Linked DNA regions of Mus musculus: regions 1 and 2 are each linked to region 3. A link is a contact called in ENCODE Hi-C or POLR2A ChIA-PET data. All regions are on one chromosome and are shown on one strand. The core of a region is the stretch at or near the end of the contact, and the rest is flanking DNA. Distances in the headings are between cores, read along the strand shown.

Region 1 (4,357 bases), core at 261-2,760, 2.4 Mb before region 3:
CAGAACTCTCTTAAGGAATCTAAGCCATACTATTCAGAGGTTCAAAACACTAAAACAAACAAACAAACAAACAAAAACATTAAAAGAAACAAGTCACCTGGTAGTTTGCAACTGGAACCAGGTGATTTTTTTATTCTCTAGTAAGTCATACAAAACAGCAATATTAATCCTGAAAAAAGGGGCATGGCCAAACTGGGAGTAGTGGCATATGCATTTGATCCCAGCACTTGGGAAGCAGAGGCAGACAGATCTCTGAATCAGAGGGCAGTGTGGTCTACATAAAAAGGCAGCAGCATAGTCAACTAAAGCTTGAACCCAAGATAGAAGTCTCTGCAGATGGTTTGAAATCGTTCATGTGGCTGATTGCCTGTTCAACTTTACCAGAACCCTAGGACCTTGGAAATAGCAACTATCTTTTTTAAATCCTTTTATGTTCCAGGAAGTAGTTGACTGCAGTCACCAGCCCCTACACAACCACCTGCCTTCCTCTCATAGTCCCCCAATAAAGCCAAACTTAGATGTTTCGAAATCCCATTCATTTCATCAATTAACTCCTGAACTGTGTGATCAGTCAGCACCCATTGCTTCTTATCTACAGTTGATTAAGACGTTCTTTGTACAAGTCCCTGAACCTTGTCCTTTCAGACTAAAACAGCAGAGAACTCTGAGAATGACTGGCCTCACGGTAAAACACCCTTCGGTTACTCCTTTCCCTCCAATCTCTCACACCAGGTTCTTTTTATGTTTACGTATCCTTCTCACCTAACCTTTAAGACACTTGCAAATAATATGGCTCAAGCTGTGCTCCCTCCTTCGATAGAGATGTACAATAGGAAATTACAAATTTTTCCTTTCAAGTTAAATCTGTTGGGACTCAACCTGGACATTTTCTTTAAAAGTGACATTGATTTTCAGTTCTGCTCTAGTTGAGTGTTAAGAGAAGCCAATTTTGTCTTAAGTGCCTCGGCGTTGCTTGTCTCCAAGGAGACAGGCAAGCGTGCAAAAAGGCACTGCTGCGTCCTTAAAATCTCAGCCAAAAGCCTGCGGCGGGAAAAGGTGGCAGGGACAACGTGGTGGGTAGAGCAAGGTCATCAGTGGGCCACCTGGCGCCACAGGACACACGCGAGGGCAGACTCCTTAGACTGGGTACTCCGACAGACCCGCCCCTCTCCAACCCCACAGGTCCCTCGGCTGTCTGGAACCCCGGCGGCGGCCGCGCGCACTCTGGGAAGGTTGGGGTCCTGCCAGCGGTTCATCCCAACGCTCCAGCAGGTTCCATTCCCAGCAGGGACATCAACCGGCTCCTTTCACAGACTGACCTCCCTGTCCTTTCCTCCTGAAGGTTGTCACTCTCATCCTCACAAGACTCACCATAACGCCAAGAACAGGTCGTGGGACAGACAGTCTAGAGTCCCCGGGACCGTCCAGAATCTCCCCTTCAGGTTCTGCAAAACGGAGCTCTCGAAACCGCGAAGGGAAAGGTCTTCCGGCTCGGCCGGAAGTCCTGCCCGCATGGGACAGGAAGTTCCTCCCTCTCCGGACCGCCAGCGACCCCACGCCACGCAGAGAGGAGGAGCCGCAAGGCGTTCTCTAAAGCCACTTCCGTGGGTGTGAGGCTAGGGCGGGGGGCGGGGCTGACCTTGAGAACGCAGGGGCGCAGGCGCACAGGTAGGTGGGCGGGGCGGGGCAGGGCGGGGCGGGGCGGCATGCCCGCAGGATTCCTAGGTAGGTGCGGTATTTTTCGCGGGCGCTGGTGGTCGGTTTGTGCTGCTGCAGGGATCAGCTGGGTGGGTGTAGCCCTCGTACTCTGACGGTTTATTGAGGGTAAAGAACCTTCTTGGCTGTATTCATGCTGAGATCATTCAGAAATTGTTTAGCTCAGCCAGCCTCTTTTCTGTCCGCTTTCCTTACGCAGTACCTTGGAATCTCAGTTAAAAATTCATGCTGTCCAAGCACCTTCCTCTCTTAGGTCAATGGAATGTGACCTTTAGAAGTTCTTTGCTCTTCACAGACGCCAGCTCAAGCCAGAGGATATCTACAAAGAGCAGAGGAGCTAAGAAGAAAATTCAGTATGGACATTTCCTACCTACTTAATACCAATATGAACAAAAAGGGCCTTACAACATTCTCATATACATACATACATAAATACACACACATTTATGCTTTATGACACCTCCCTCCTTCCAAATCTGTACCAGTGAACTTGCCTTTATATTGTGATGAGGGTTAACCATAGAGGTAAGTTTGAAATAAGGACACAGAGCATCTTTGGCCCAGAAATTATCACACCGTTTAACGATCCTTATGGAAACATGCTTATCTCACCCTTCTCCGTGAGATACCTTTTACCATAATGTGGTTCTCTTGTGGAGTCAGAACTGGGGAGGAAATTCATCTTCAGCAGTCAAGGTTGCACAAACTTGCAACTATGAAACAGCTATGATGTTCAACCTCTAACTGGCCCAAGGACCCTGGGAAACAATCCTGAGCTACCTAGAGATGTTAGATTGGTGCTGTTTCAAAAGGATACAGAAACAAAGTTTATACATTATGTTAATTTTTAATGGTGGGGGGAGATAGGGTGACAGGTGATAGAGAAATTATAAGAAATGAGAGAAGCTACTCCGAGACCAATAGCCTTGAGGAATAGTTTGTGAAACTGAGAACTTCCCCAAGGGTTCTGTTACTGCTTTATAGAAACAAGCCTGTTAATAGACAGGCCCCAGGGCAACTGCAGTATAGTAAAGAAGGACTCCGGTTGACCGCTCCTGTATCTGGGGGAAGCCATTGCTATCCTTGAGAAAGAAAAGATGGAGGTGGCGAGTGCCTATCAGCCTGTCAGTGACATCACATTCTGTGAAGTCTTGTCTTTCACTTGTGACACAGTGGGTCTTCCATCTGTCCTAAACCTGGCAGCCTTGTTAAGGATCAGAAAACATCTTCTCCTATATGACAGTAGGATAGGAATTATTAGCAGGATAGAATCCATTCCTGCCAGAGGAAAAACAAGAAATCAGTTTTTACTACCTTATTACTTTCAATAGACTGTCAGATTCTATATTCTCTATTTTGTACATGGCGCATTGATTAACAATCCTTGGTTAAAATACTTTAGTTTCACATAGTGTGTATATGTTTACATTTACAACTGTATCAAGTCTTTTTGTCCTATTAAAAAACAATATATTCTACTAATTACCTGTTTTTTTTTATTGACCATTTTCTATTTCTTAAATGTATAGAAGTCTTTGACAAAGATTCAGAGAAAGAATTATGAAAAGGAAAGAGAGGAAATGTGATGATGAAGATGAAAAGATCTTTTTGGCAAATTAGTTATGATCACAGTCTTTGATAAAAGTCATGGCTGCTTACCATGTGGGGTTTGTGATAATTTAAAATGTCCTCTCTACGAACTGATCTCAGATGTGTATAAATATCAACAGAATAGTATTTACATGAGCACTCTGGCCTGAAACTCTTCCAATTTTAAAAATCAATTTTTAAAAGTCTTAAACCGTCTTAACAAAATGTGTTAATAGTTTTACCTCTAAAAAAAATTCAAACACTTTTCTCTTTCCTTTACTGAATATGATATGTTTTATTCTGTGATTTCTATTTCTTGTAAATGGTAATTAGTCTGTAACTATGTGGAAAGTTGGGTTTTGTTTCCTTAGGTAAATTGTACTTAAAATTCTTTATTGGCCATCTTAGAAAAATCATGTACCAGTAACAATGATTTATTGGTCATGTTCTGCCATATATGGTTAGTGGAACATTTTGCAATTGTTCCAAAAAGCCACTAGAGGAAAATGGTTGCCTTTTAAGTAGGATCAGAGGATGGGACCTTTGTGGTGTGCTGAGTGTCCTTGTCAGAGAGAGAAGAACTTGCTTCCTCGTTGTTTATTCTGCACCATGTGAGAACTTAGTCACAACTCATTTGCCAACAACAAAGGGGTCCATTTTCACCCCCACCAGTGATACATATGGGAACTAATTTTGTGGTTTAAATCACTCAGTTTATGGTACTTTTGTTATAGTATCCAAAGTAAAGAATGCAAAATTGTGTTCAGTGTAATTGCTTTGACGTGAATAAAAAGCCCTACACTCACAGAGAAAGATAATTGAAAATGTATCCATTACCATTCAGCATTCATTTTCTAAACTGTTCTATTTGAAACAATTATTAAAAAAAATTGTCCATCAATAAAGCTTCTTAAAGCCTACCTATATTGCTCTTACTTTTCTAATTTAGGAGATAAGGTCTTCAGAAGTTAAACCAGGCATATGACCCTAACCCCAGCAATTGGAGGGTAGAGAGCCAGGAGTCCAAGGCTAGTCTGGGCTACATAAAAGT
Region 2 (4,404 bases), core at 1,000-3,499, 2.6 Mb before region 3:
AAGGAATAAGCATTACTCAGAGCTCGAATCTTTATGACTAAAACATGTCCTCTCCTTCCTCCAGTTTCCACACCCATTCCCTGACACGATTTTATGCCTCCTATCATGCAACTTCTGTGTTTTTGTAGTCTGTTACAGTGTTATGTTAATAGACATTAACATTGCATTAATATCACATTCTCTTGTGATTTGCTTTTTCATCCAACACTGCCTTCAAGATCGTCCATTCACTCTTAATTGCTGCCCTGTTTCACTATAGGAATGTACCAACTCGCCGCCGGTTCACTGCAGTCTAAGAGCTCTCTGAACTGTTTCCTGTTGGGCTGGGAAGCACCACCTACATATTTCCCTCCAGCTAGAGCAGGAGCAGCTCAAGGGCAGAAACCGTTCTGAGCTGCTTGCTGTTTCTTTTCCTAATTTCCGTGGCACCTGGGAACTGCCAGCCACGTGAAGCGCTTTGCCTGGAAGATATTGCTCTGTTCTCGGCACACAAAACGCCCTCGATTCAAAAAAAAAAAAAAAAAAAAAAGTGTTCGGTAAATAATCTTAGCAAAGTGCGTGTTTAAATTTGCTAAGCCCTCACTTGTCCACCGAGTAAGATTTAAGGGGAACCTGCTGCAATTTCCTCTAGAAAGTCCTGAAGGTATTTCAGGGCAGAAGTAGATCTATAAAACAAGGTCACGCCACAGTTCCGGTTCCTCCTAAGAGGATCTCCAAGCACTCTAAAAGCGCGGTTTTCGCGACGGTATTTTCCCCAACTTTTAAAGGAATCCAGGTCAGTTCAGTGCGTTATTCAAAACTTGAAAATGTTTAGGGCGGCTTGGAAGAGCCTTGGTCACAGTCTGCGTATGCATAATACTAGCAAATTCGCCTTCTCACAGAATTATTTTTCCTTTCCGTAGGTCCCAGGTCATGTTTCCGTACCTACCATTTAACTTCCCACCTCAAGCAGGTCCAGCGCCACTGGTCGTACTGCTAGCCGCACTTCCCAACCTTCCTGCTCCTAAGAAGATATAACACCCTTTGATCTCCTCTCCAGTGCTTTGTGGCTTAAGGAACCTTGATGTGCAAGACAAATATGCTCTGTAACTGTGCGCACGCGGAACCATCTATCATCACCCTGCCTTTAAACATGACCGGTACTTTGTGTGTTTCAGAGAAATTAATCTGCTGTTTAGTGGAAGAAAACCAAGGCAAAACCATCTTCCTGCATGCACCGTCTTCTTGCAGACTCAACAGCATTTTCAGTGTCTCGGGCTCCCGCTCCGTAAACCACAAACTTGACCTTCGAGCGGATTTCAAAAGCAGAGGTTTCCTCCCTCTCCCTCTCTGGCTCCTATGGAGCGCCTGGGCATACTTGTGGGTAGCAGCTGCATGTACCAGAGCTGGGAACTATACGTCGAGGAGACTTGGAGATACTAGTGGGCGGCAGGGTGGGGGCTGGGGAGCGAGGCAAAGATGGGCGGGAGGAGAGGGAGAGAGGATGGGGTGGAGGGGGAGGATAGATCTGTCTGCATATGCATGAAGCACCCAGCACTGCCCTCTTCCCAAGCAGCTGCTGTGTGGGAGGCGGAGGAGGAAGGGGGAAGGGAAGGACTAAGATGGGCGGGGCGGCAGAAACTGCCTTTAAACTGGACCTCGGTTTGGAGGGCGAAAGAGGTGATTTGCATGGCGTCCGGTGATTGGCTGAGGTCCGAGGGCTGGGTCTGAGAGGCGGCCTCTGAATGGTTTAAGGAGAAAATCTCTGAATTCTGATTTCTAAAGTCGGGACCGCCGGGTAGATGCAGTATGCAATCAGGACGCAAGGAGGCGCGATGTCCTATCTTTGTTCTGCTTAAAAGGTCTTTTTCCGTCCTCCTTCAGCCGTCCCCGCCCCCACCCCCACGCGCAGACTCACGCAGAAAGTGCAGAGAAACCCTGTGATCCAGTCAACTGGCACTGCCCCGTCTATTAAGAAAGATGAACGCTCCTTTCTCTTCCATCTCCTTCATGGGAGACCACTTTTCATTTCAGATTATCACATCAATAAATATTCTTCGAGGAACAAAAAAGGCACTTTGCCAAAAGATAAAAGAATATATGTGAAATGTGTGGACTGTAGAGAAAGGCACTACACGAAGGCAAAAGAATAGAAGCACATATGTAAATAACGCACATAATCACATCAAGAACACAAAACACAAGGGCAGATACAGACAGGGCACCCGGAGAGAACGTGGGCTGCTCCCAAGGTCCTCAGAGTCTGCATGCTTCCCACACGCAGAGGCACACACCCGCTGATGAGCCAATGATCTTCCCCAACACACAAGCACACACACATAACACACACCTCAGAAAAGGCATTCACGCGAATTCACACGCAGTGAAAATTTTGCAGAGGAAATACTAGAGCAGAATTAAATGGTTTATCCCCTCCCCCTCCAAAATATACTCAAGCAAAATGATTCTACTTGCATATTACTAATACACGCAGGGCACTGAAAGGAGGAAAATGGCTCCAGTTGGGGCACACAGTGGAGAATACGTGTGTACAATGCATACACAGACACACGCGCGCGCGAGCATCTGTGGGCGGGACACACCCACAGCCTGTGTCCTCTGCCCATGGGCACAGGCAGAGGACAGATTCCATCAGCAGCGCTCAGTACAATTGTCGGAAGAAGAAACCCACCCTATTCGGCAACTATGAAACATGTCAGAGTGCCAAGGGTTTCTAAGACCCAGATCAATACATTCTTGTTACAAAAGTGGTCAAAAAAATAATTGATGCATCTTAGATAATTGAGTGCTGTAGCATATTCGCTCAAACAATACTTCGAAATGACTTCAGCCTGAAGATAGCTTTCTAAACTGAAAAAAAAAAAAAAATCCCTAAGAAATTAGATGTTCATTTGCTTTCTCTTGTTTTTTTATTATTATTATTTTTAAATAATAGTATGAATGCTAGTAGAGACAGCATTTTTCTCTTCCTCCAAAAGAGGGGAACTGATTTTGTTTTGTGAACCCAGGAGCTTTCCAGTTGGTTTCCCAGTGAAAAAGGTGGCAGGAGGGTCCTCTGCTTACCCTCCCAGCCAGACAGCACCACAAAAGGCATTATTACACATCCCAAATTGCAAGGGCTGTCTATATATTTACGAATCTGTTCAAATATTTAACCTCTTAACTTGCTAAATACCCCCTCTTCTTCCTTTCTCCTCTGCGCTCTCCCTCTCCCCCCTGTCTGTCTTCTCTCCAGTCCTTTCTTTTTTCTCTTTCTCTTTCTAAAAAGGAAAGGCATAGAAAGCCCCTTTCTGGAGTTCTTGGAGTGACTGTCACAGTCTCCACCTGACACTGTTTTACTAACGATTTCCTGTCCTAACAACTGTGGGAGCCTTTTTGTTTGTTTGTTTTTTGCAGTCCCAAAGACCGAGTTTGAACCCTCAGTTACATTTCTTAAGTAGAAGCGTTGAGGTTGTCCGCACCCCGCCCCCTCAGCGCAGCTTTTTAACAACTCCTAGGGAAAGCTTTGCCTACATCCGAGGGAGCTTACTGACACTCTACAAATCTCCTGATTCCCGACCCTCTCGATCCCCACACTCTTCATTCGGGATAAACGCTTCTTTGGGCCACCTCTTTCCTGTCAAGGGACGAGTAGAGGGACGAGTGCACAGGAAGAGATCTTCCAAAGACAGCCTGAAATTTTCGTTAGTGTGGGGTGAACAGGAGCGAGGCGCACGTCTGATGCTGGGACCGTCTGGGACCACCACCACAGAGAATCTCAGCCTAAATCTTCTTTTACGGGTCAAATAACGCATTCTAAGGGGCAGAGCAAACTGCGAAGGTATCTGGTGGTGGGCCTTTATGCAGGAACATAAGCTTTCGCAAACATCGAGGTTTCCTTATGTTGATGGGTACAGTGTGGGTACAGCGTGGGTAGAGCGTGCGCACAACAGACTGTGGAACTGACCCCTCACCTCCCAGGCCGCTGCCCAGCCCAGCTCCGCAGGCGGCAGCCCAGGAGAGGGTTCCCATCGATGGATCAATCCACAGATCCATTCCCCCAAAGTGCTCTTGCCTCACCTAGGACTTTCTCCCGTGACACCATTTAAAGTAGCCTGAAAGTGCTTCTCCATGCCTTTGAGGGAGAGGGAGTCTCAAAGAATGTCGGGAAAAGTAAAATAAAATAACAGTGCCGAAAGGAGATTGACTCTCAGCGAATTTCCTCTGGCCTAAAAAAAAAAAAAAGAGAGAAAAGAAAAAGAAAAAAGAAAAGAAAAAGAATAACTTTATTTATAATCCGCTGCCAGCCTTATTTCAGAGAAGATGAAACAATGAAGGTGCAGTTTGGCCAGACAGTAAGATGAGTTTTCATTTGCCCTTTGTTCAATGGTAGGTACATACCAGTTTCAAAGAACTTCGGGGATC
Region 3 (4,590 bases), core at 66-2,565:
GAGTAGCCTGGCAAATAAAGGAACTGCCCCTAAATCAATGTCCTGTAGTCAAATGTACTTTTATAAGAGAAATCCTAAACAAAGTCAAAAGCACCGAAAACACCATACATATTATTCATGTCATCTACCAAAAATAAAGAACAAAACAATGTCATCTACCAAAAATAAAGAACAAAACAATCAACCAGAATAGACTTGATTTTGGACAGCTTATAAATTCTCACAATTACTACAAAAAAACAACCATAAAACTTAAAAGATTACTTTTGCACTGTAAGCTCAAAATGTTTTTAGATTATACATTTGTAACACTGCTTTGTGGTTTTATTCCACTGATATTAGCCAGGCAAAATATAAAAGGGTCTAAACATTCAAATACTAGACACCAAAAAAAAAAAAAAAAAAAAATCACAGCATCTAATAGTCGTGCTTAAGTCTACGTGATGTTTAAAAGTGTTTTAACTCTCACTTAACATGTAAACGATAGGTTAAACGTCTTAAAACTCTGGAGAAGCTTAAAGAAAAATCTAAAAAGGGCACTTGGATCTGAAAATGTCTGCCTTCAAAAGCTGCCAATGCAAAAAGCGGTCCAAATGTGTAAACGAGGATACAGCACGTGTATCCGCACGTTCTAAAAGATGGAAGCTTTAAACCTCAAACCCTTGAAACTCGGCTAACTAACTGCTCGCGCTATTTACGTCTGGACGCCGTCGGGCTCAGGGACGCCGGCCCAGTGGCCCACGTGACCCCGGCTGCCCCCACTCGCCACACCCCCACGCCAGCTCCCGCCTCCTTCGTCACCCTGCGGAGCCAAAGGGGCGGCGCGGCGCGGCCCGCCCGGGGCACCTTTAACTGTAGATGGGCAAGGTGAGGAGCCAATGAGGGGAGGGATGGACGGAAGTGAAAGGACGGTGTCACGGAAACGAGCTCCACCCGAGACGCCTAGAGCACAGCGTGCCTCGGGGCCCGGGGAGAAAGGCGAGCGCTCCTGCGACTTTCCAGGGGGAATCAGGCAACCAGGGCTGAGTCCCGCAGTCGCGTGAGGGAAACCTCGCGAGACTTCACTCGGGCTGCGGCGGTGCCCGGAGGCGGGAACCGCCGAGGTCTGGTGCTCGGCGCTGGGCACCCGCCCCCGACCCGGTCTCCCGTCCACACCCGCCCTGGCCCTCTGGGGGGACGGAGGCACGGCCTCCTCGTTACCGACCTCAGAGCTAAACTCATTCTCTCTTCCGACAGAGATGTTCCACTCGGGGACTTTACCACGGGAACCGCTCAACAGCCACCAACCTCCACGCCTCGGGGACCACCCACCAGACAAGTTTCTGGGCGCGATTGGCTGAAATTGCCAACAGCCGGCCTATTGGGGCGGAAGCGTCGCTGCTCTTCTTTTTTCATTGGTCAGCATTCATGTCAATCAAGTACACATTTTTTGGCCCTGGTTGTCAGTCTGGCTCCCTGGATTGGCCAGGTTCTTTCCCGACTCCCTTGCGCGCGTATTAGAGTCACCACGCGAGACTCAGGCAGGCAAGGCGAGGCCCCACGCGTGACATGCACGGCGTCGACCGAGGGAAGGGAAAAGGCCAGCCCAAGCAGCCTGCTCAGAACGAGGGAGCAGTTTATTGGGGAACCAGGTCTGCGAAAAGATGTACAATTTTAGGTGGCCGGTGCACCTGAGAAACTTAAATCTAAAGGCGACATTCTTTATTCTTAGTTCAGTGAGGACCAAGCTAAGCGTTCTCCCCCGTACATCTCCCAAGTGATTTTAAGGCAGGCTGGATTATGGATTAGGCTTCTCGTTTTGCTGTTTTGTTAGGTCATTTACAATGAGACTAGCCAAACCACCCTTTTCTTCTGTGCGATTGGAAATGTGTGCTTGCTTCTGCTTCTCATTTTCTAGTGCTATAAAGTGTTTATGTGCGTCTTATCTTCACTGCCCACCAAGCCTCTTAAAGTTTACTTAGATCATCAGACTGCGAGCGAGACTGACTGTCTTCAAGGCCAGGGTTCTGTTTACACGAGTATTTGTACCAAACAAAATATCTGGAACTTAGGTGCTCCATAAATATTTGATGCATAAAATGAGGTATTATTGTGGAAAACTTGGAAACTACTGAGCTAACCTGCAGTGCTTATCGGTATAAATACAATAAACTGGGGCTAGGAATTAGAAACGGCAAATACTGTATGTAAGCTTATATGTGAACGAAGGACGCTGTGTAATTGGCTATGCATGAGTTAAGCTAGAGTGTAGATAGGAATTTGGACAAGTAAAGGATTGGGATAAAGCTAAAAAGTAATAGCTAAATGATAGCACTCCCAAAACCAAAGTAGAAAAATGTTGAAGAACTCAACTGGGCATGGTGCTACACATGTTTAATCCCAGCACCCAAGAGACATGTAAGCAGATCTTTGAATTCTTTACATTGTGAATTGCAGGCCAGCCAGGACTAGTAGTAGACCCTGCCTAAAATATAAAAATTAAGTACTTTTACTAACAAGTTTAAAAGGAAATTAGGCCAAGCAGTGGTGGCTCACGCCTTTAATCTCAGCACTTGGGAGGCAGAGGCAGGTGAATTTCTGAGTTCGAGGCCAGCCTGGTCTACAGAGTGAGTTCCAGGGCAGCCAGGGCTACACAGAGAAACCTTGTCTCGAAAAAACAAACAAACAAACAAAAAAAGGAAATTAGATTACGTCATATGTATACTAAAGAACACTAGTGAAAAAAAAAACTACTAAAATTTTAAGATTGTAAAACCAAGCCTAAGAAGAAAAGTATTAAATAAAGGTGAAAATAAACCATTTACATGGAGATGTTTGAAACAAAGGACAAAATAAACTAAACTAGAAGGAATAAATTACTGAGAAATAATATAATGAGATTTTTTTTAATGGAACTTTGATAGAATTAAAAAGCTGGTAAAATATTCTCATTTAATATGAAGAATTTTCTTGAAACACATAAATTTCACATTCTTCTAGGAAGTGAAATAAAGAAGAAATTATTACTTAATACTTTAAAAGAAAGTTTTGCTTAAAAGTATTTCTCATACAAGCCTGATGAGGGAAGTTGTATTCTCCTGCCTTGCAACCCCACTGGAAACCCATTGTGAAAAGAGAGAACCAACCTCAAACAATGGTCTTCTGACACCACACGCGTGCCATGGCTGTGGCCCACATGCACACACACAATAATTATTATAAATTTGATGCTTCTAATACATAGTTAAATTTAAATTATTTCAAAGAAAATAAAAGTAACTAAAAGTGACCAAAAGTTGGAGAACTGGATTTGGTCAATATAGACAAAAGTAATCAAATAAAATTCTGTTTCTACAACTAAAACATATTTGATCCACTTGGATTTTTGTGCAAGTTTTTTTTTAAGATTCTTGAGCTAATTTCCGTGCTTTAAATTCAACGCATGATAATTATAATTTTTATTTTGTAGCAAAAGTAACTAGCAAAAATCTTCAGCATGCTAAAAACTCTTGCAGACACTCAAATCCATTGGTCTTTAGCTGCTTCTCCCACCTTCTCTGAGAAGCTATTAAGACAACTTGCCTATCCTGCTGTTTTTCTTTTAAAGTCATAAAATGGCCTTCAAAAAGAAAAGTGGGACCCTCAATCGAACAAAGGCAGGGAACTGATTTGGAGTAACAGTCTCAGAAAGCACACTCATCTTCAACAGCCTCCAGAATGGGGGATGGCATCACTTATACCTAGGGAGGAATTGCAAGACCCTAAGCAAATTACTTATACAACGCTATACCTATATACCTAATCTGGAGAATGTTTTAGCCTACCAAGCTTATAGGAATTTGTCCTAGAAGCAATATTATTTTGTTTATTAGGTATTTTCTTCATTTATATTTCAAATGCTATCCCAAAAGTCCCCCATACCCTCCCTACCTAGAAGCAATATTAAATGAAAACATTTCACAAGTTGTGATGGATTATATATGCTTGGGCCAAGGAATGGCACTATTAGGAGGTGTGGCCTGGTTGGAGTAGATGTGTCACTGTGGGTATGGGCTTTAATATCCTAGTCCTAGCTGCCTGGAACTGAGTATTCAGCTAGCAGCCTTCAGATGAAGATGTAGAACTCTCAGATTCTTCAGCACCATGCCTGCTTGGATGGGGCCATGTTTCCATCTTGATGATAATGGACTGAACCTCTGAACCTGTAAGCCAGCCCCAATTAAATGTCCTTTATAGGACTTGCATTGGTCATGGTGTCTGTTTACAGCAGTAAAACCCAACTAAGATACAAGTCAACAAAGAGAACAAGGAAATACAAGAAGCCTAAAAAGCTGTTGGCCTGAAACAGATTAATGGGTACTGGGAGGAAAAGTCTCAAAAAGAAAAATTAAATGAATATCAAGCAATGGAAATGGAGACAAAGAAGGTGGATGCATTCACTGGCATGGTGAAGACAGTACTTATCTCTATACAGAAAAGCAAAGATAATTAAAAAGTTCTTGAAAAATAAACAATTTAATAAGAATGTCATTTCTTAAATAGTGCACAGGTAATACTACGTAGTAAGTTAAAACACTGTAGAATTATCAGTGACTCATAAGTGACTATTCT

What was found. Hi-C counts contacts between places; a loop is a spot of excess contacts on that map. ChIA-PET counts read pairs that join two places held with the same protein, here RNA polymerase II (POLR2A).
Region 1: a loop to region 3 is called in a map of heart, with 7 times the contacts of the local background. The contact joins the promoter of Tmem161b here to the promoter of Cetn3 in region 3. A Hi-C loop is called at or near these places in 5 of 37 maps with a recorded cell type or tissue (heart and v-Abl transformed pro-B cells).
Region 2: a loop to region 3 is called in a map of left cerebral cortex, with 5 times the contacts of the local background. The contact joins the enhancer-like site here to the promoter of Cetn3 in region 3. A Hi-C loop is called at or near these places in 3 of 37 maps with a recorded cell type or tissue (all left cerebral cortex). POLR2A ChIA-PET finds 5 or more read pairs at or near these places in 1 of 5 experiments (embryonic stem cell).

The regions. Positions count from the first base shown.
Region 1 is chr13:84,219,449-84,223,805 of GRCm38, reverse strand. It overlaps Tmem161b (transmembrane protein 161B), which reads right to left and starts at 1,510. Exons shown (of 12, transcript NM_175187.5): 1 at 1,372-1,510. The coding sequence starts at 1,374. It overlaps A230107N01Rik (RIKEN cDNA A230107N01 gene), which reads left to right and starts at 1,631. Exons shown (of 2, transcript NR_138587.1): 1 at 1,631-1,668; 2 at 1,916-4,225.
Region 2 is chr13:84,345,424-84,349,827 of GRCm38, reverse strand. Gm41011 (a long non-coding RNA gene) reads right to left here. Exons shown (of 2, transcript XR_873707.3): 1 at 929-4,404. Among named protein-coding and RNA genes, the nearest start is that of Gm41011, 3.7 kb to the right of the region's middle. Within about 2 kb of position 2,249, at least 1 of the 3 ENCODE cell types and tissues checked has a DNase peak (open chromatin) inside an H3K27ac peak, as active enhancers do; it is left cerebral cortex, where a contact is called at or near this core.
Region 3 is chr13:81,779,972-81,784,561 of GRCm38, reverse strand. It overlaps Cetn3 (centrin 3), which reads right to left and starts at 1,315. Exons shown (of 5, transcript NM_007684.4): 1 at 1,205-1,315. The coding sequence starts at 1,221.